Regions from separate parts of the Homo sapiens genome. Here region 2 is linked to region 1. The links are chromatin loops, found by intact Hi-C in ENCODE. Cell type or tissue: tibial artery. All regions are shown on one strand. Links, peaks and the distances in the headings refer to the core of each region. The heading gives the core; the rest is flanking DNA.

Region 1 (10,407 bases), core at 864-8,863:
CAAGATGGGGGAATAAAATGGGCGTTGAGGTTGCTGAGAGGCCCATCCCCACCACGGGTGACTGGCACTTGGGTGAGAGCTCCTTAGAACCCCTTTCTGAAGTCTCCAAGCCTCATAGCTCAGGTCCAGGGGCGCCTCCACTGGCGGTGCCCTGAGTCTGGAGGGGGCAGGGGGGCTTCTGACCAAGGCAGGGGCTTGAGCCTGCAGGAAGCTAACTGTCCATCAGAGCCCCACCAGCCTTCTCTTTCTGGCTGGATCCTATGTGAATTACCCCACAGGCCCTCACTGGCTCCAAATAATAAATTCTCACCAACATAAACAGGAGTTGATGTCTCTAGAAAGATTCTCAGAGTTTTCGTTCTTCCTCTCTCTCTCTTTCTCTCTGTCTTTCCCCCTCCGGTGCCACCTCCCTACATTTTACTTCTTTTTCTCCTTTTTCTATTGCATTTTTTATACATTTTCCCTTTTAGGCAAAAATGCTGGAAGAGTTTTCCCAACAGAGGGGTCCTGAGAAGGAGGCAGAAGGGAGCCAGGAGGCAAAGGAGAGCAGATGCGTGGCCCATTTGCCCACTCCAGCTCTGCCACTGTACCCTGAAGTCTTGCCCCTTTAGACCTAGTTGTTCCCCACATCCCTACTACATTCAAGACTCTCAGCCACACTCTACTTACTCAGGGGAACAGGTTTTATGAAATTTCTTTCTACTTTTGATTTTTTTTTAATTATTGGTGAAAAAAATACTAGTTTAGTGATGGGACTCACTCCATGGAGTGTCAAAACAGGATTTCCTGCAGGATTTCTAGGGACCCCCCTCCTGTGCTGGGAGGGAGTTCTTCCCTTGGAGAAATCAGGATGTAATTTTAGAAGGGGGCAGATATAAAACATGAAACCAGATTGAAAATACAGGGGTTTCTCTAGCCCTGGCTCTGGCCACAGCACAGCAAAGTTAGCTGGGGCTGAGAGATTTCCTGGTAGTACAGCTCTCCTTCCCTGAGTCCCAAGGCCCTGCTCAGGGACATGCACCCCTCCTTCACCACCAAACCAGTTCCCTTACATATATATATATATATATATATTTTTTAAAAGAAATCCAAGTCTTACTTTCAAAGCACACACTTAGTCTCAACTAGGGAATCAACAGAAGCAGAAGCGATTTTTTTCCCCCTTCCTGACATCTGGCTTGCGATTGGCTGGGAGGGGGTCAGCTGACTTTGTCATTTTGTCTGTCCTGGATTGGAGCCGTCCCTATAACCATCTAGTTCCGAGTACAAACTGGAGACAGAAATAAATATTAAAGAAATCATAGACCGACCAGGTAAAGGCAAAGGGATGAATTCCTACTTCACTAACCCTTCCTTATCCTGCCACCTCGCCGGGGGCCAGGACGTCCTCCCCAACGTCGCCCTCAATTCCACCGCCTATGATCCAGTGAGGCATTTCTCGACCTATGGAGCGGCCGTTGCCCAGAACCGGATCTACTCGACTCCCTTTTATTCGCCACAGGAGAATGTCGTGTTCAGTTCCAGCCGGGGGCCGTATGACTATGGATCTAATTCCTTTTACCAGGAGAAAGACATGCTCTCAAACTGCAGACAAAACACCTTAGGACATAACACACAGACCTCAATCGCTCAGGATTTTAGTTCTGAGCAGGGCAGGACTGCGCCCCAGGACCAGAAAGCCAGTATCCAGATTTACCCCTGGATGCAGCGAATGAATTCGCACAGTGGTGAGTTTTACAGCTCCGAGATATAAATTAAATAAACTGAACTGGCTTTATGACCGGCTTCCCTAGAAGAACGGGCGGAGAGAGTTTTTTATGGCCCCATAAAAACAATCACGCTCGTCTCCTCACCGAGACAGGGCCCCCTCTTCTGCCCCCTCAGCTCGCCTCTCGCTCGCTTGCAGGGGCCTGGCCCCCTTGGCCCCTGACGGATTGGAGGGCCCCAAGGCGGGCTGAGGGGGCAGGAACAGGGCAGGGGATGAGGGGAGGGAGCAGAAGATAGGGGAGCCCCCCAAAGTGGAGTCAGTCTGAGGAGAAGGGAGGGGGAGAGGAGAGGCAGATAAGTGGGGAGAAGTTTCCAAGGAACTAGGATGCTTGGGGAGATGGGGGAGCCCAGTCCTTGAGAAAGGGGGCCCTCATCCCCATTATCTGGGATTTTTCAAAAATCTGCTTTTAGACTTGCAGCTTTCTGTTTGCCTTTTGCCCCGCCCCCCCGCCCCCCCCCCCACCACACACCTTTCTTTGGGACACACAGGTCCCACCTTATAGGAGGTCTGAAGTTGGGGTCCTCGCTGTACCCCCAGTGGGGGTGGGGCAAGGCAAAAGGGAGAAGGCTAGAGCCCTAAGGAGGCTGTGAGCTGCTGGCCAGGTTGGGAGGGTCAGGACTTTGCTAGGCGAAACAGTCTGCAGAGGACGCTTTGCTGATTGCTTTTAGTGTGTTTTGTGCCCGGATCTTTAGGGGTCGGCTACGGAGCGGACCGGAGGCGCGGCCGCCAGATCTACTCGCGGTACCAGACCCTGGAACTGGAGAAGGAATTTCACTTCAATCGCTACCTAACGCGGCGCCGGCGCATCGAGATCGCCAACGCGCTTTGCCTGACCGAGCGACAGATCAAAATCTGGTTCCAGAACCGCCGGATGAAGTGGAAAAAAGAATCTAATCTCACATCCACTCTCTCGGGGGGCGGCGGAGGGGCCACCGCCGACAGCCTGGGCGGAAAAGAGGAAAAGCGGGAAGAGACAGAAGAGGAGAAGCAGAAAGAGTGACCAGGACTGTCCCTGCCACCCCTCTCTCCCTTTCTCCCTCGCTCCCCACCAACTCTCCCCTAATCACACACTCTGTATTTATCACTGGCACAATTGATGTGTTTTGATTCCCTAAAACAAAATTAGGGAGTCAAACGTGGACCTGAAAGTCAGCTCTGGACCCCCTCCCTCACCGCACAACTCTCTTTCACCACGCGCCTCCTCCTCCTCGCTCCCTTGCTAGCTCGTTCTCGGCTTGTCTACAGGCCCTTTTCCCCGTCCAGGCCTTGGGGGCTCGGACCCTGAACTCAGACTCTACAGATTGCCCTCCAAGTGAGGACTTGGCTCCCCCACTCCTTCGACGCCCCCACCCCCGCCCCCCGTGCAGAGAGCCGGCTCCTGGGCCTGCTGGGGCCTCTGCTCCAGGGCCTCAGGGCCCGGCCTGGCAGCCGGGGAGGGCCGGAGGCCCAAGGAGGGCGCGCCTTGGCCCCACACCAACCCCCAGGGCCTCCCCGCAGTCCCTGCCTAGCCCCTCTGCCCCAGCAAATGCCCAGCCCAGGCAAATTGTATTTAAAGAATCCTGGGGGTCATTATGGCATTTTACAAACTGTGACCGTTTCTGTGTGAAGATTTTTAGCTGTATTTGTGGTCTCTGTATTTATATTTATGTTTAGCACCGTCAGTGTTCCTATCCAATTTCAAAAAAGGAAAAAAAAGAGGGAAAATTACAAAAAGAGAGAAAAAAAGTGAATGACGTTTGTTTAGCCAGTAGGAGAAAATAAATAAATAAATAAATCCCTTCGTGTTACCCTCCTGTATAAATCCAACCTCTGGGTCCGTTCTCGAATATTTAATAAAACTGATATTATTTTTAAAACTTTATACCGGGAATTCTGTTAATTCGCTCGCCCGCCGGCCTCAGGGTGAGAGCTGGAGCAGGCTCCAAGCGCTCCCGCGCCTGCCGGCCCCCTGCAAGCCCCCAGCCCTCTGCACTCGCCTTCCCCGGAGCCCAGGCGCCCGGCCCCGGCCTTCTGTTCGTTCTCGCGATCGCACTGAGGGGCTGGGAGGCCTCTCTGGGCTCCCTGCGCGGAGCAACACACACACCCTGCGGGAAAAAGCCGCGTAGGATTTTGTTGCGGGGGGAGCTGGGATCAGTCGGTTTGGGCACCAACCCCACGCAGGCCTTTCTTCCTGCCTGTGGCAGCCGGTGTCCTCGGCGTCCGAACCCTGAGGCGCCCCGAAAGACCAGTAAAGAAGCACTATCCAGGCACCAGGGTCTCCTCCACCCACTCCCGGGAGTTGGAGGCGGGGGGCGCCGTGAGAGCAAGCCCCAGGCCCGCGCCAAGCTGGCTGTTGCGAAACGTAGCGGAGGCGGAGAGCGGAGGGAAAGAGAAGACCGCGGGACTGGAGCCCTGTCGGCAGGGATTGAGCGATTCAAGGACATCTCGAGAGAGAAAGCCTGGAAACTGAGCTCTCGCCTGCTCTGGTACTCCTGACGTGGCCGGGACAAAATTCCTTCTTCATTACAGCTCCAGCCGGGCTGGTTCCTTACTTTTCTCTCCTCAAACGGGTGAAGAGGCGGGTGAGGAGCGCAGCCGGACCCTAACCATTTATCAACCCTGGCCTTCTCTCTCCAAGCCTGGCCAGAGAAACCTGAGTGGGCCTACAGGGAGAGGTGTTGAGGAGGGTCTCCGGAGGGAAAAAATCCGCCAGAGTTTTCCGGGCCCTTCAGATTCCCTCCAGCGCCCCCACCCTCGCCTCCAGTGCCTCCACCAGTGAGGAGGGGGCCTTCTCCTGGCGGGGCGGAGATTTCCTGGGAAGAAGCAGGCAGGGAAGTATGAGACTTGGGGCTACGGGGGAAGAGGATGGGGCCGAATGGCTGCAGATACCCTGCGAAGGCTACCCAGGCGCCTGCCCTGCCCACCCCCCAGGTCCGCCCCATTCCTCTTGGTAGCTCAGAAATTGCTCTCTTGTGAACCTTATGGATTCAGGTCCCTGGAAAGCCTAGCCCAGAGACCTTTTCCCCAAAGGGCACATAACGGGCCTTTTCCTCTGCCATGCTCACGTAATATTTGTGGAGGCTTCAATCTTGCTTCTCCATGTCCTCAATTAACATCTATTTTCTGTCTAAAACCTCTGGCATAGGTACCACATAAGGATCGCACACAGGGAAACAGAGCAGTCCTCTAGACCATTGTCTGGCTCTGTCCGTGTCCACACACACACTTGAAAATTGCCTTGTTGCCACTCTGGGGACCCTAGCATGGTGAGGTCTAGCCAACTCCACCTGGCTCCTCACCTCCAGATCCATCCCAAACAGCCTGCAACACCCTCAGCTTCATGACCCCCCTATCTTGTTCTGACCACTCAGGATCCCTCCTCCTGGGCGTCCTGTCTACCTCTTCAGAAGCTAATTCTACTTTCTCTTGCTGATAGGCACCTCTTCAGCAGTAGTGGAGCCTTAGGGCCTGAGAGGCAAGGGACTTCTACCTTTGGTTTAGGGAACCTAAGTTAAACCCCATTGGTTCTCCAGCCTGGGCATAGGCCACCTTACCTAACTTAATCCCCTTTCCTCAGCCATTTTTGAAGATTGGAAGACCCTGGAGGTTGGGAGAACGGGACTTTCATTACAAAAAGCACTCTGTGCGTTATAAGTGGGGCCTCGTCTTTTCCCAATTTTAAATAGAATTTAAAAGGCTAGCTCAGGGGTTGCCCCAACAACCAGCTTCTCCTTCACAGTGTAGGAAATCCAGCCACCGGAAAGCAAGCTGGCGCTCCAGGATGCAATTCCCCCACATAGGCACCAGGTGTCGCTGTGGGCTTGTTGTCCCGGCTACCCCCAATTCCAAGAACCTTTTTTTTTTTTTCCCTCCCCCTTCCCTCTTTCTCTCTCTCACTCCCTCTCCCCCTTGGTTGGGCTTTGCCAACATATCGAGATGCTTTTCGCCGGCTTCCATCACTAACCTCCCGGAGGTCATCAAGCCAAATTTATGAGTGGCCGCTCGAGTCACGTGACTCTATTTAAGGCTCCCTTATTTGGGAAGAGCGCATAGGATAAAGAAAGAGATATCTCCACCTATAAATTGTCCACTTTGGAGAACAAAAAACCCCTCAACTTCAAAGAGTCACAAATCACCCTTAATCAAAAAGGGTGCAGAAATTTTTTTGGGCCCTCCCCGCCATGAGCTCCTACGTAGCCAATTCATTCTATAAGCAGAGCCCCAATATCCCTGCCTATAACATGCAAACTTGTGGGAACTATGGATCGGCCTCAGAGGTGCAGGCATCCAGGTACTGCTACGGCGGATTGGACTTAAGCATCACTTTCCCACCGCCTGCGCCTTCCAACTCTCTCCACGGGGTAGACATGGCTGCCAACCCCCGGGCTCACCCCGACCGCCCCGCCTGCAGCGCCGCGGCCGCTCCGGGACACGCTCCGGGCAGAGACGAAGCGGCTCCTCTGAACCCCGGGATGTACAGTCAGAAGGCGGCTCGCCCGGCGCTGGAGGAGCGAGCTAAGAGCAGTGGGGAGATCAAAGAGGAGCAGGCGCAGACAGGGCAGCCCGCCGGACTGAGCCAGCCACCGGCCCCGCCACAGATTTACCCGTGGATGACCAAACTGCACATGAGCCACGGTAAACTTTAGGACTTCATTTTGCGCTCTCGGGTCCGCCTGGGTTTTATAGGCCATGCGGGGCAAATAAAGAAAAAAAACCTGCGGCCATAAATTTTACGATCCAGGCATCAATGGCTCGTAAAACTGTCCACTAAAAGGCTTAGAGGCTGTGTGCGCCCAAATTTACGACGACATAATTGGATCATAGGAACAAAACGTGTATAAAAGGCAATATTCAATTTTTGGGGGAGAGGGAGGGAGTTAAAAAAATAGAGGGATCTGAAGGGTGAGGAGCGCGGGGCTCCAGAGCGGGGATCCCCCCGCGGCTCCCTCCCTCCCTCCCCTGCGGAGCCGGCTCCGCCGGCGCTTGCGGCTCCGGAGGATTCCAGCGACTCGGGAGGGGCGGGAGGGGGGTCCCCGGTGCTCGGATCTCGAGGGTGCTTATTGTTCGGTCCGAGCCTGGGTCTCCCTCTTCCCCCCAACCCCCCCTCAGCCCCTCCGGCTGCAGAGTGAAGGCTGCGGTGGAAAGTTTCCTGCCTGGGCGGAGGCGCCTCTCCCGGGGCTGGGCTGGGCTGGCCCGCCTGCGGCCCGCGTGGCCTGTCTTGCGGCTCTCGCCTCCTCTCCCTCCGGCCGCGGGTGGGGGCCTGGGCTGGGGTGGGGACGGGGGAACGCTGCAAGCTATTCACCCCTTCCTGGCTTGGGGTGGGGTTTATGTTCCAGAGACGGACGGCAAGCGGTCCCGAACCAGTTACACGCGCTACCAGACTCTGGAACTCGAGAAAGAATTCCACTTTAACCGCTACCTCACTCGCCGCAGGCGCATAGAGATCGCCAACAACTTGTGTCTCAATGAGAGACAGATCAAGATCTGGTTCCAGAACCGCAGGATGAAGTGGAAGAAAGATTCCAAAATGAAAAGCAAAGAGGCTCTTTAGAGGCAGCGGGGGAGGCCCGCAGAGCGCGCCCCTAGCCGGTTCCTGTCCCTGCGCCTTTCCTTTTCGCCTTTCCTCTCTATATTTCGGGTCGGGGGCAGGTGCTGGAGCACTGGGCTCCCGGGCCCCACAGACAAAAGCGCTTTTCCTTGGCATTCCGCATCCCTACCGACCCAGGGTTCCCGCGGGGCTGTCGGCGCTGCCCCATCTCCCCTCAGCTCGGCTCAGCTCGGTACCCGGGGCCCAGGGCAAGCTCCGCAGGACTTCCCCGGAGGGCTGCGGCGTACAGGCTGGCGCAGAACGAACCTTGGCCTGGGCCGTATCTCCGGCTCCCAGCCTCAGCGCGGCCCTCCCGAGTTAAGGTGGGCCCGGCCCGCGCCACAGGACCCTCGCCGGACCCTCTAACCTCGCCCTCTCCTTTGTTCCCGGCTGGACGGGTTAGACAGCCAAAGGCTGGCGAGAGTCTGGCCCTAGACTCGGGGTGCTTCCTTGTAGCGACTAAACTAGATTTTCACTTATGAATGATTTGCATATGAAAGGAGAGCATCGGCCTAGGGCCCCCACAGTTGCTCTATGCTTTCCAAACCTTATCTCCACAACCTCTTCCCCCCAAAACCCGGGAACCTCCCCAGCCTGCGCCTGCTGCATGCCCTCTCAGGCCGGCAGCCCCAGCCTGCTAGCTAGCTCAACTAGTGGGGTTTCCTGGCACTGGACCCCAGCAAGTGGTCCTAGAGGCCCTTTGCTGTCCCATAGTCCCTGCCACGAATTTCTGTGCCCTCCTGACCCATTGCTGTTGTCCAACTATTTATTGACTCTGGGTCCTTCCTGAAACTATATTTTGTCATATCAAATAAAGAGAGAACAGGACTAAAGATGCAGTGGCTCCTGTCTGTTTGGGGCATGTATTGGGTAAAATTGTCTAAATGGGCTGTGAGATGTAGAAGGAGACCCACAAACTTTAAGCCACCCCTTTAAAAAATTTTCTAGCTTCTAGGGGCAGTGAGTAGAGGGAGGTGAAATTGAGCTCCTTTCCTGTTCCTTGGCTGCAACAAGAGCCTCTGGGGGAAGAGAAGGGCACCTAGGCCTCGAGTACTGGCTTTTCCCATGCTGTGGCTGTCCAAGGCCTTCACGCCTCTGCACTCCAGGAGGCCTCTGGACTGGCAGCAGCCCCCACTGTGTGCCAAAGCTGCGGTGCAGGAACCAGTGGCTCCACCGTGCTCAGCCTTAGGACCTTCTGGGCCTCTGAAGATCTTTCCTGGGCCTAGGTGGTCCCTGAGAGGCCTTGCTGGACATAGAGGGAGGGCTGAGCCCTCACTCTAGGGACCCATTTGGTCTCATAAGGGCCTCTAGAGGGAGGTGGTATTGCTTGGTAAGGGGGTGTTGGGAGAGTTGGAGGAGGTGTGCCTCAGTATCTAAGATACTGGGGAAGAGGGAGCAGGGAGGACAATCTGCAGTGTGTATCAGCCTGGCAGGAAATGTTCAGACTGTTTCCACCACCTTCTAGGGCCTCGGGCTATGCAGGACAATTAACTGGGAAAGGAGCTGCATAGACCAGTGCTGGAGTCACGTCTGTCTGCCATCATTTATCTCAGTCTCTGGGATTTTGTGTGGAGGGGAGGATGGGTTAAAAGTGGGGGTGGGAGGAGGCAGATAATTCAGGTAGTGTCTGAGGATCAGGTCCTTCTCCAGGCTCCTGGGATGGGCTGGGGGAGGAAGCACTTTACAGTAGAAACAAATGTGGGAAGGGTCCATAAAACTTTACTGCATTTCCTCTCCCACCTCCCACAACAGGGTGATTTCCTGGAGCCAAGCCTAGGCCCCCCACACTGGTGGGGTGAGGGTCTGGAGCTTGGCTAAGGGATTGCACCAGCAGCCAAGAAGAAAGGGGAGCAGAGGGGCTCTGGGGAGGGGCAGGGGAATATTTATGATTATTAATGCTGATGCTCCTTGGATTTATTATAAGGACTAACTTCGCTGCATCCCACTGCCTAAGCTACCCATCAGTCATTTTTTAAAAGACCCAAGAGCCTTTCCTCACCCCATGCTTGGCACATAGGCAGTCTCAACAAATGCTTATTGAACAGTGCCCACAACTACCACCCTTCCCCTTCGCACTGCACTCAGGCCAGGTTAGGGCGCCTGTTGTCTCTCCTCAACTTGCACACAGCAGTTAACCCAGACCAGTGCTCTCTCTCTCTCTCTCTGAAATAAAATGTGTAATTTTCTTCAGGGAGTTATTTTAATTTTTTCTCCATGCTGAGTAAAACTATTGAGTGAGCAGTGAAGCGTGGAGAAGCACTGGCGTCTCCGGTGGGTAACAGTTAACTAAGAAAGAGGCTGTGGCACCCGCACCCACCTGTTCCAGCCTCCCAGGCTGCCCAGGCCCTGTGCTTCCTCCCCAGGGGACAGGCGCACCACCCCAGGGGAAAACCAAGGGCTTTGTCATAGATAGGGGCAATGTTGGTTAGAGCTGCCAGGCAGGGCACACCAGCCCCACCGTGCACTGACTGCCTCCTCCCGGCAGGGTTTGGGCCTCTCCTTCCCTGGAGGAGCTGAAGGTCTGACTCATTTTGGCTTGGGTAGACACAGAGTGCCTGCCTGCCCTCCTCCTTCCTGTCACAATCTGCAGGTCTGCCCAGGCACCAGCCTTGGCTTCTGCAGCATCGTCGGGAGTCAGCGGCGGCAACCAAGCCAGAGGCCTCGTACCTACTTCCCTACGCTGAGGGTGCATAAGGCCCAGATCCCTGATTTCTCCCTGAACAGGGGCTTCTGCTTTGGGGCCTGGGGTAGTTTCCCCACCAGCCAGCCTCCTAGAACATATTTCCAGGTAACAGGGTCTGGCATTGCTCTGGGGGAGTTTATGGAGGGGTCTTCTGGGTTGCAAGCAGAGACTATGGAGCCTGCCTCTCCACTTTGCCCTGGAACCCACCCCCTCTGGCAGCAAGAAAGAAGGGGAAGAAGCATGACTTACCTTCCCGGGGGAGTGGGAAGAGGGGGGACACGGCCCACTCTGAGCAATTAGAGGAAAGAGGAGGAAAAAATAAGAGGACAAAAAGATCAACACGACCTCGAAGGCGACAGGTCCTTATGGAAATAAGTAAGTAAATAAATA
Region 2 (10,407 bases), core at 1,014-9,013, 120 kb after region 1:
GCGGGAATCACGAGAGCAGAAGATCGAGACCATCCTGGCTAACACGATGAAACCCCATCTCTAATAAAAATACAAAAAATTAACTGGGCATCCTGGCAGACGCCTGTAGTCCCAGCTACTCGGGAGGCTGTGGCAGGAGAATGGCGTGAACCCGGGGAGGCAGAGCTTGCGGTGAGCAGAGATCACACAACTGCACTCCAGCCTGGGCAACAGAGCGAGACTCCATCTCAAAAAAAAAAAAAAAAGACTTGGCTCCTCACTTGTATTGTGGGAATCCCAGCCTAAATTGGACATGTGGATGTTGAGCAATAGAGGACAGACAAACAAAGGAATCTCCAGACCCTGCAGGACCCAAGGCAGCAGCCCACGAGTGGATCCTAAAGGATTTTCATCAGCTGCAAGTCTGGGTAAGTGGGCTTTTTTTGGGGGGAGGGGAGAAGCAGCCTGGGATGCTTCTTGCAGGAAGAGGAGTTTCAGAGGAGACAAGAGAGGTTAGGAGCCACTGAGTGGGTGAGGAGGGCCTAGCCCAAGAGGCTGGGGACAACCACGAGAGGCGGGCCAATGGGAGAAGAGGGCACTGTTCCTCAGCGGACTAGGTAGAAGGAGGGGTTGGAGAGAGGTGGGTGCAAGGAAGGAAGAAGGAGGATGGGGAGCTCCCCGTGGCTGCCCCACCTGAAGAATTTGAGCAGCTGTTCCCAGCTCCCCCTTGCTCTGTGTAACATCAAGCAAATGCACGGTGGGGGATCAGCTTTTCCTCTGAAGACCTCAGGGCCAGTTCTCAGGCCTCCCCCTCCCTATGGACTTTAATCCAGTCCAGCACAGATGGATCAGGTCATGATGGTGATGGGGGTGGTAGCATTGGGTCTCCCTGGCTTGAATTTTTTCTTATTCCCCCATGTCCTCTCCTCCTTAGGTGATAATTTATCCTTTCGCATGGTCTTACATACTTCACATGTCTATAGCTCAGAGAACTAAGAAGCACCTCATCATTCTTAAGTTGGGCCTTGCTACCTGCAGGCCCCTCCCCTCCCACACTTACCTTCACACGACTGGGGCAAGTGGTTAGCTTCCCCACGGCCCCCCCAGCCCCTCTCCTCTCCAAGACACCCTTCTTATCTTTCTGACTACAATTAGAGCCTCCTCTCCCTGTAGGGGAGTGAGAGGGACAAGGTCAAGGATCCTCACAACTCAATAACAGCTGTAGAGCCTCACCTATCCTGTGTACTCACAGTGACTCCATGCAGGGGACCAGCAACAAGGGGAAAGGGAGTGGGAGTTAGTGTGGGGACAGGGGAGAAGCATGCATCGGGATTCCCTGCCTGGTCTAGTCTGGTCTGGGAGCAGGGCAGATGCTCAACAAGGCATCCCAGGTCTCGGGGAGCGGCTGGCAGTGGTGAAACACCAGCTCTCTCAGGGCACGTGAAAGTTCATGTTTCCCCTCCCTCTCCTCTCTCCCTCCCACTCTTCATGACTGGATCCAGGGAAGGACACACCTGTCACAAGTACTGCCCTCATCTCTCCCTGTAACTCCACCTCCACCCCCCATACCCACTTTATCCCTCTGCAGGGTTACTAGAGCCTGACCAAAATTCTCTACTGACCAGAGACAGACAGACAGACCTGTTCCCTGTTCCCCAACTTCCAGTGGTGCTGCGCATGGAGACGCTGAGGTGGGACCCAAAGACCTGCTCCCGTCTTCTCTCCTTAGGGACTTGCAGAAGCCCCTTTCTCAGAGTCACCCCTCCCAGGATGAGGTGAAGAGGCTGAAAAGGGAAGGGCCATAATGCTAAGGCTGGGGCAGGGGACAGCGGCGCCCTCCATGCACTCTCCTGATTAGTGCAGGTAAACATAAGGGTTTCCCCCAAATGCGAGGGTTCTGCTTCAGTGCCATGGAAGGCCCCACCAGCACCTGCTGCCCCTCCTGTTCGTCCTCCCTCTCTTCAGCCCCACAATTACCGAGAGCGAGTTGTTGAGGCAAGCTCTACCCCAGGCCTGCGTTAAGAAATTTGGGTGGGATAGGCCGGGCGTGGTGGCTCACGCCTGTAATCCCAGCACTTTGGGAGGCCGAGGAGGGTGGATCACGAGGTCAGGAGATCGAGACCATCCTGGCTAACATGGTGAAACCCCATCTTTACCAAAAATACAAAAAATAAGCCGGGCGTTGTGGTGAGCGCCTGTAGTCCCAGCTACTCGGGAGGCTGAGGCAGGAGAATGGAGTGAACCCTGGAGGTGGAGGTTGCAGTGAATCGAGATCGCACCACTGCACTCCAGCCTGGGCGACAGATCGAGACTCTGTCTCAAAAAAAAAAAAAAAAAAAAAGAAATTTGAGTGGGAGAATAGAGGTAAGAGACATTTCCTTAGTGTTTACTGCAAACCCTGCCAGGCTAGAGGTGCCATAATCTGCCCTGTATCAGATCCACAGAGTCATCCCACCAAAACCCCCCCCAGGATGTATGTGAGACCACTGGACTCATTGGCACTGGCAAATAAGAAGATGGCCAGAAAGCAATCAACACCGAACGCCCACTGCGTGCTTGGCACTGGGCCAGACTCTGCTGGGGGAGACTGGAGGAAAGGCCCATTTCACTGGTCTTGAGCTCTACATACCATGTTAAGCCAGAGAGGTACATATTACAAATACTGGAGACTCTCATGCTTGAGTATAATCCTATAATCTTATACCCACTCCCATTCAGACGTGTGGTCATATGTGAATGTCAAGCACACAAGCTAGACAGAAGAAAGAACTTCCCTAGGTTGTCAGTACTGTAGAGTAAAATCATCAGACTCGAAGCCCTCATTCTCGGAAGGTGATGAACTGGGAGAGCCCCCGCCTTGCTGGGCCAGGGGTAAAATAAGGCTCCTGTCTGAAGGCAGGGGGATGGTTGAGATGACCCCTCAAGATGCTACCCAGGAAAAGGCAGAGAGGTAAAGTTTCCAGTAGAGGGGCATGAGAAGGAGGGACAGACAGATGGATGGAGGGATGGAGGAGTGCAGGGAGCAGTGCTGGAGAGATGAATGGTCTTGGCTGGACTGATGGGCGAGGCCAAGATGGATGGATGGCAGCTGAGGTTTGTTTACTGGCAGCCCCCAGCCCGCCATCGCCCAGGGGAGAGGAATGGTGGCTGGCACATCAGAGGGCTCTTAGGGAAGCTCATGGAGATGATTTAGATGGGAATGAATCAGCTCCATATGGATTAAGTGTCCCCGCAAATCCCAGATCTTACAGATGAGGGGATGGGGCAAGGGCACTGAGGGGAGGGGAGAGAGTGGGGAAGCAGCGTGGAGCTGGTGCAGGGAAACACGGTCCTGAAGCCAGGGGAAGGGCACCCTCAGAGGGCATGGGGCAGGTCAGCCTGGCACAGATGCAACCCCTGCCTTGGTCTGTTGATACCACTGTTCCTCTTGCTTGGTACCAAGCTTTAGGAAAAGGCCTCCTTCTCCACACCAAACCAACTGTTGGAGTGTCCTTTCTGAGTCCGTTTTGGTCTGTCTCCTCTTGCCTCTGTCTCTTGTTCTCTCTACATCTTCATCTGTCTTTCATCTTCATTTTTCTGTCCCTCTCACTACCTAGCCTTCTCTGTGTTTCTGTCTCTCTCCTTCCACATTCCCCCGCTTTCCACACTCCCACACTTTCCATCTCTTTCTCTAGAGGTATAAATGGTAGAGGGATGCTGCCAGTTTCTCTGAACGTCAGCCTTAGCTCTGCCCTCCTCTCCTGGGGTCAGGTCTGATGCCTCCCTCCCTCTGTACTGTTCTCTCACACAGACCACAAGTTTGGAGGTGGTCAACAGAACAGGGAAGGTGGTCAGAAAAGTGACTTTTTGGCTACAGAAAGTTATTTGTGTTCCTCTCTGCCACCCTGCCCTCGTGCCTTCAGCTGTCCCTTCTCCCAGTGCCAGAGGAGGCTTGGATTGAGCACCCATGCTCTATGGACAACAGCAAGTTGAGCAGACCTTAACATCATTCCCGGGGAGGCAACGGGTCATCTGCTGGCTGGGGTTATCAAAGGCCCCATCTCCTACTCCTCTCCCATGCCCCACAGTGAAGAGCCCCAGAGCTGGCTGTGGTTATGAAGCCGGCTGCCATGTGGGCGACCTGGAGTCAGAGCACGGGGCAGTCACATATGACAATTGGTTGAAATATCACAGCCACTCTCCCCCCACCCCCACTGGTGATCTATGGGCTGCGTGCCCTGTAAAAATTATTTATCGGGGCCTCAGAGTGTCCTGATTTAGTGCCGCTGCCTCTGGGGCCTTGGGGCCTGCCTGTCCACCAGAGTCTAAGCGTTAAACGACGCTAAAAAGTTAAACAGCCAACGCTGGGGGCTCACTCGAGGAGGCACCATAAAGCTGTCGGAGCTGCTTAAATCAGGAGCGAGGATTCCCTGGGACGTCTTCTCTCCATACGCCGCAAGCCAAGAAGGCTCTCCTTACCCCTCTGCCACTCACCCATACCCAGAAGCCCACAGAGGGCAGGGGACACGTGGGCCGGGGGCCTGGAACAGAGCCCAAAAGGAGGCCACGGATGACCTCCTCTGCAGGGCTTTCTCCAGCAGAACAGGGGCCGTGGCTCAAGAGGGTAGGGGTCATGTTGTCCAGCTCACCAACTCTGGGCAGGGGTCTCCTTGTTCCGGTCCAGTTTTTAAAGACTTCCAACAAAAGGCACTGCCAAAGTCTCTCCCAGGGGCCCCTGGGGAGAAGTTGTTTCCCAAGTCTGTCTCACTTCAATCCACGCTTCTGTGTGTTGAATCCACTGGAACTCAGTGTCTTCCCACTCAGGTTTGGAGAGGCTGTGCTGGCCACACCAGCCTGTGACTTCTTGCCTCCTTTCACCCCTCCACACCCACTTGCATGGCTCTCTGAGGAACAGAGCCCCACCCTTCCATCACCACCCTCCGCCAACGCACCCCTGGGTGCTGGCATAACACGCAAGCTTCACAGATGGCTTTTCTCAGCTGAAGCCCAGTCCCTGCTGCCACCACCCGGCCGCCGAGCAAGAGGGAAGGTGGGTCTCTGCATGCTGCCTATCACACCTTCTTTCAGCAGCAATAAAACTCACTCTTAAAACCTCCGCTTGGGTCCCTAATATTTGCCTGGCTATATATCTCCGATGATATATGGACAGAAATTGCTCATAAACGGCTATAAAACCTCTTAGTCAAGCCGGGGAGGAGGCGCATGAGGGTGGGCATGGCCCGGGCTGCAGGAGGATTGGAAGCTGAGCCACTCTGCTGAGCACCCCAAACTCAACTCTAGATTCCAGGGACCAGTGGCTGGGTGTGGGGCCTGACAAGGGTGGAGGAAGAAGACCCAGAGGAAGATCTTCAAGCCTCTCATGTGGTATTATGGGTCTGTCTTACCCGGGTGCTCCAGGCATGCGCTGTGTGGCCTTGGGCAAGTCACTCAGCCACTCTGTACCATGGTTTCCATCACCAACATGAGGATAATGACACCTACCCAGGCTCCTTCATTAAGTTGTCATGACAATCAAATGATACAAATTGATACAAATAATTTATCAATGCTTTGTAAAGTAGAGAGGTTGCATATATCAGGTGCTACCTCCAGATGGGCACAGTGCATAGAAGGCATACTATGTGCTGGATACTTTACTTAATTATCTCTAATCCTGACAACACCTGCCACGTAGGTATTACTGTCATCATGTTGCAGACAAAAACCCTGAGGTTCAGAGAGGTGTTCTCAGGTAGTCAGTGCCAGAGATAGAATTCCAACCCAGGCCTGACTCCAAAGCATCAGAATGAAATCCTGGCAACAGAAGGGATAACAGGTAAGACACTGGGGGGACTTCCAAACAGGGCAGGAAGATGGCTGAAGGAGGCCTTCTGTCCCTGGTCTCGCCTCCCCAGAGTGCAGACCTGTCTGTCTAAGAGAGTCAAGTGGTTCCCCTCAGCCTGTTCCCAGTCACTACACCTGATCACCGGAGGAAACAGCTCCCAAGGTGGAAGGCAAAAACCTGGGGCTTTGTGGGAGGCCAGAGCCCTCCAATCAGGACACTAGGAGATACAGGTGGGCCAGGTGAGGAGAGGCCTTTGTGGGAGCAGGCTATTTAGACTGAGATAGTCCCAGAGTTCCTGGTCCAACCCCCCACCAGCTCCAGTCCCTGACTCTCCCATCTGGTTACCCTCCCTCTCCCTCTGCCAGTCCCTGATGCCTCTTCACTCCATGAGGCCCCACCCTCTTCTTCCCCCACCCCACATCCCCTCTGCTTACCCCCCATTCTCCCTCCCCAACAGTATCCCCCGAGAGCCTGGCTGCTCCTCTGGCTGTTCCACACCCCTTCGCCCACCCATAGTCCCTCCAGTACCTGGCTACTCCTTCCCTCCACCTTGGCTGCTGGTTCTCTTCTCTCCCCAGGTCCCTTCAACCCCCAGCTGTTCCCTCTGTCTGCCCACTCATTCCCTCCCTCCAAGCATCCCCCAGCTCCTGGGTGCCCCTTCCTTTCGTGACCCTGCAGCCCCCAACCTCCCCCTAGCGTTCCTCTGGTCTCTTCTCACCTGCCCTCCAGGACCCGGCCCCTGCCCTACCCTTTGTCCCCTTCTTGTGACAAACCAAACAGCAGGAAGGCCATCCTTGTGCCCCACACCTCTCCTTCCCCAGTGGCTCCCACCCCCAACCCCACTTTTCTTTAAGTTTCCAAATCAACCTTCCTCCAATAATAATGATAAAGCAGGAAGCCGGGCCGGAGGACAGTGCAGATTTTTCTTCTTGACATGGAGTTTCCGATTAAAGGCAAAGGGACATAAATCCTCCCGCGTAATTGCTGTGCTCCAGCTCGGAGCCACTTGGAAGAGAGGCTCCCACCCTCTCTGCCCCTGCCACTGGGAGCCCCACCCCCAATTTGAGCAGGGCTTGGTCCCCAGAGCCTGGGGGTTGGCTGGGAAGGGGGAGCAGAATATTGCTGGCATGGGCACAGCTCTGGGAAGGGGGTGGGATAAACTTGAGCAGGGCTCTCTGCATTTTCCTTCCAGGGGTCCAAGCCTAGGATAGACTGTGGGCCACGGCCCAGCTCAAAGCACCTTTCTCTGCATCCAGGGAGCCCTTCAGCCCCTCACATCAGAAGCACACTTTACACTTGGACAAAGCTTGTTGGCATTTATTATCATTGTAAGAACCTTGAAAATTATTGAACAGATACCAGATGGAGGAGGGGCCCCAAGAAATGAACAAGTGCAACTCCCCTTGTTTTACAGATGGGGAAACTGAGGCCTGAAAAAAGGACTGTCTGGTGGCAGAGCTGGGAACTTAGAACTTGACATCTCATGCACCACAGAGGGGCTGGCACCGTTTACATCTACTAAATCGTGGGCCAAATAGCTTTCTCCCAAGTAGTTTTCTCACCTGCTAGAGAAGCTTTTTAAAAATTCAAGAATGCTGGATGTTGTTATTCCCTCTCTACAGACTGGAGAACGATGACACTAGAAGTGTGTGGGAATTACCTGAGGTCAAAAGCCAAGGGTGGAGCCTGCGGTCCCTCGGCCTCCTGATTCCACATTCATCCTCTTCCCGTCTCAGGATTTTACACCCAGAGATGCCAATGTCTGGTGACTCCACAGGTTGAACTCAGCCTGGCCTGAAACCAGCCCTCAACCCTTCGAAAGCCACAGAGCGCCCCCGCCCCCACCCCTGGCAGGGACCTTCCCAGCTCTGTTCCTCCCTTCTTTTTATTATTATTATTATTATTGAGACGGAGTTTCACTCTTGTTGCCCAGGCTGGAGTGCAATGGCACGATCTTGGCTCACCGCAACCTCTGCCTCCAGGGTTCAAGCGATTCTCCTGCTGCCTCAGCCTCCTGAGTAGCTGGGATTACAGGTGTGCACCACGCCTGGCCAATTTTGTATTTTCAGTAGATACACCCACCCCCAGGCTCTGGGGACCAAGCCCTGCTCAAATTGGGGGTGGTGCTGCCAGGGGCAGGGGCAGAGAGGGTGGGAGCCTCCCTTCCAAGTATTTTAGGGTTTCTCCATGTTGGTCAGGCTGGTCTCGAACTCCTGACCTCAGGTGATCCACCCACCTCAGCCTCCCAAAGTGCTGGGATTACAGGCATGAGCCACCACGCCTGGCCCCTTGTTTTCCAACCTCCTGCCTATTCTTCTCCTCCGTGAAGCCCTCCTGATTTGAAACCCTTGGCTCCCCTTTTCTTGGTTTCTTCCTGCACTCAACAAGCCCCTCCAGCAATTCCTAAATCAGGTCCTGGTGTGACTCTCTTCTCTCTCATCGGACTAGGGGAACAGGCCTGCGTCTCCTCCCTCTGAACTGCCAACTACTAACCCCCACCATACCCATTGTCTCCACACCACCTCCCACGCCCCCTGAAGACTCAGACCCAAAACAGATCTGTAAAGCATGTGCGTGTGACCATGGGAACCCGGGAGTCCTGTCTCCTCTTCATCCACAGAAATTTCCACAGAAGCCCCACGGATTCCCATTTCAGGTATGAGACTACCATTGCCTCTGGGTTTCCCTGACCCTCCAGGGACAATCTGGCTTGTCCTCCCCCAGACTTCTTCCCTCAGCACCTCAGGTGAGGGGAAACCTTCATGTCCATGCCCTGGGCACCCACCCCTCCCTCTACCACATCAAAGCTCAGTGGGGAGCAAGGTCCAGTGAGGGCTTTGGAGTCTCCAGGAAGACCCCCCTTTCTGGGTCAGCTAGAAGATCAGCTTAGAAGGCTTAGCTGCTCCTGAAGGGGCCTGTGTTGAGCTTCTTGTGCCATGTTTGGGGTGGCTCTGTGGCACTGCCTGGGCTGAGTAGTTCTGGATGTGACTATAGGGATTTGGGGTGTTACTGTAGATTTTGGATGCTGTCATAGAGTTTGGAGTACAACTGTGGAGTTGCCCTGGAGATTATGGTGGGGTTTTCTGGGCTTCACACTAGGGTTGCTCTGGGGTTTTTATAGGGTTACTCCAAAAGGCCACAGGCCTGTGCTACTACCTGGCCCAGAGGAAGGGAGGGAGATAAGGCTGTAAAAGAAAGCTAGGGAGTTTGGAGGGGGAAGGACGGAGGTGACCCAGCTTCCTAGAGGAGGGGATAATTTGAAGTTGCAGAGCAGCAAGGCTCTGCTCTACCCCATCTTGGTATTCAAGTCCCAAACCCTGGCCAACAGCCTCCTTTGTTGGCAGTGAGGGTCTGGGAATGAAGAAGGCTGCTTGCTCCCCTGGAGTGATGACAGGCGAGATGCTGTGCAAGCCCCGGGCTTTCTGTAGGGAGGAAGGACCAGGCCTGGTCCTGGGCAGCAGTATGGTCCTCCTGGGTGTATGTCCCCAACAATAACTGAGCCCAGAGCTCCCACCTCAGTCTTGGAGCCCTGCCCTGGGTGTTGCTGGGGCAGGGCAGAGTCCGGAGGAAAACGACATAGACCCTTCTCCCTGGGGACCCTGAACTTACAGGGATGACAGACCCTAATCTTGGACCCAAGTGAATAGAGAACTCTTCTTGCAGCTTAATCATGAAAAACTCCCCAAGAGACAGAAGTGTAGAGCCAGGATTGGGCAGAGTCTGAGAAGGGAGAGGGTTCCAAGTAGCAACAGCTGAGGGAAGGTGCAGAGGTGAGGAAGGATGAGGGTAGTTTAGCCCCAGAGACTTGGCGTAGGGAAAGAAGAGTCATTCACTCTTGTATCCATCATTCACTTAGCAAACAATCGAGAGAGCAGCTCTACATCAGCATGGTACCAGGAAACACACAGATGAATTACACAGGCAGGGACAGCAACTGGAGAGGCTTCCAGAAACTCAGTCCTCATCCAGAATACTAGCACCAGCTTCAGAGTTCTCTGGGTCCATGCTAGCTGAGCTTCTACCTCCCCGCCTCTCCAATCCAAAAGAAATCCATTCCCTAGCATTTTACTTCTTCCTCAGAGTCCCACCCCTGCCTCAGTCCTTGCCCCAGACCCACTACTCAAATATGCCATGCTCCTCCCCTCTGGGCAGACCCTGGAGCACCTTCTGGACCACAGCTACAGCAGGAGGGATTGGGGCTAGACATTTTGAGCACCTTCCCAGTGGCAGAGAGCAGTGGTGCTGAGGAGCTGAGCAGAGGGCCAAGGAAGGGATGTGAGCTTGAGTCCAGGCCCGAGATCCTCAGCCTGACTTTGCATCTTGCCGGGAGAGGCATCATTCATCCACCCAGGGGTGGAGATGGGGCAGGGGGAGGGGAACGAAAAACACCCACAGCCCATTAACCTACTTTTGCAACTTCATTAAAACAGAGTCTTCGACATGTTGCCATAAATTGTCTTCTGAGGAGGAAGCCAGATCTCAAGTTCTAGCAGTGAAGCTTCAGAGAAGAGGCTGGGATAGCCAGGTTAGAAGTTAGAAGGGACACTGTGTGTGTGTGTGTGTGTGTGTGTGTGTGTGTGTGTGTGTGTGTGTGTGTGTGTGTG

The links. A loop is a pair of places that touch in the nucleus more often than their neighbours do. Peaks named below come from ENCODE experiments on the same cell type or tissue, not always from the same donor. Only the 100,000 strongest peaks of a DNase experiment are listed, where the experiment ranks them.
Region 2: it touches region 1 in a loop (4-fold over the local background); 19 of 110 quality-filtered maps call a loop at or near these places.

Annotation. Positions count from the first base shown.
Region 1 is chr12:54,027,195-54,037,601 of GRCh38, forward strand. It overlaps HOXC6 (homeobox C6), which reads left to right and starts at 1,246. Exons shown (of 2, transcript NM_004503.4): 1 at 1,246-1,727; 2 at 2,461-3,629. The coding sequence starts at 1,328. The coding sequence ends at 2,768. It overlaps HOXC5 (homeobox C5), which reads left to right and starts at 5,856. Exons shown (of 2, transcript NM_018953.4): 1 at 5,856-6,382; 2 at 7,084-8,167. The coding sequence starts at 5,929. The coding sequence ends at 7,298. It overlaps MIR615 (microRNA 615), which reads left to right and starts at 6,756; the gene lies at 6,756-6,851. It also overlaps a transcript of HOXC4 not described here. RefSeq lists enhancers at 5,371-5,665, 5,660-6,811 and a silencer at 6,895-6,954. In tibial artery, for the core only: a CTCF peak has its summit at 5,546 (motif pointing right); a DNase peak (open chromatin) is centred at 5,537; H3K4me3 peaks cover 4,150 bases; H3K27ac peaks cover 3,165 bases.
Region 2 is chr12:54,142,415-54,152,821 of GRCh38, forward strand. SMUG1-AS1 (SMUG1 antisense RNA 1) reads left to right here and starts at 188. Exons shown (of 2, transcript XR_007063322.1): 1 at 188-407; 2 at 7,218-10,242. In tibial artery, for the core only: a CTCF peak has its summit at 4,965 (motif pointing left); a DNase peak (open chromatin) is centred at 4,887; H3K4me3 peaks cover 680 bases; H3K27ac peaks cover 4,134 bases.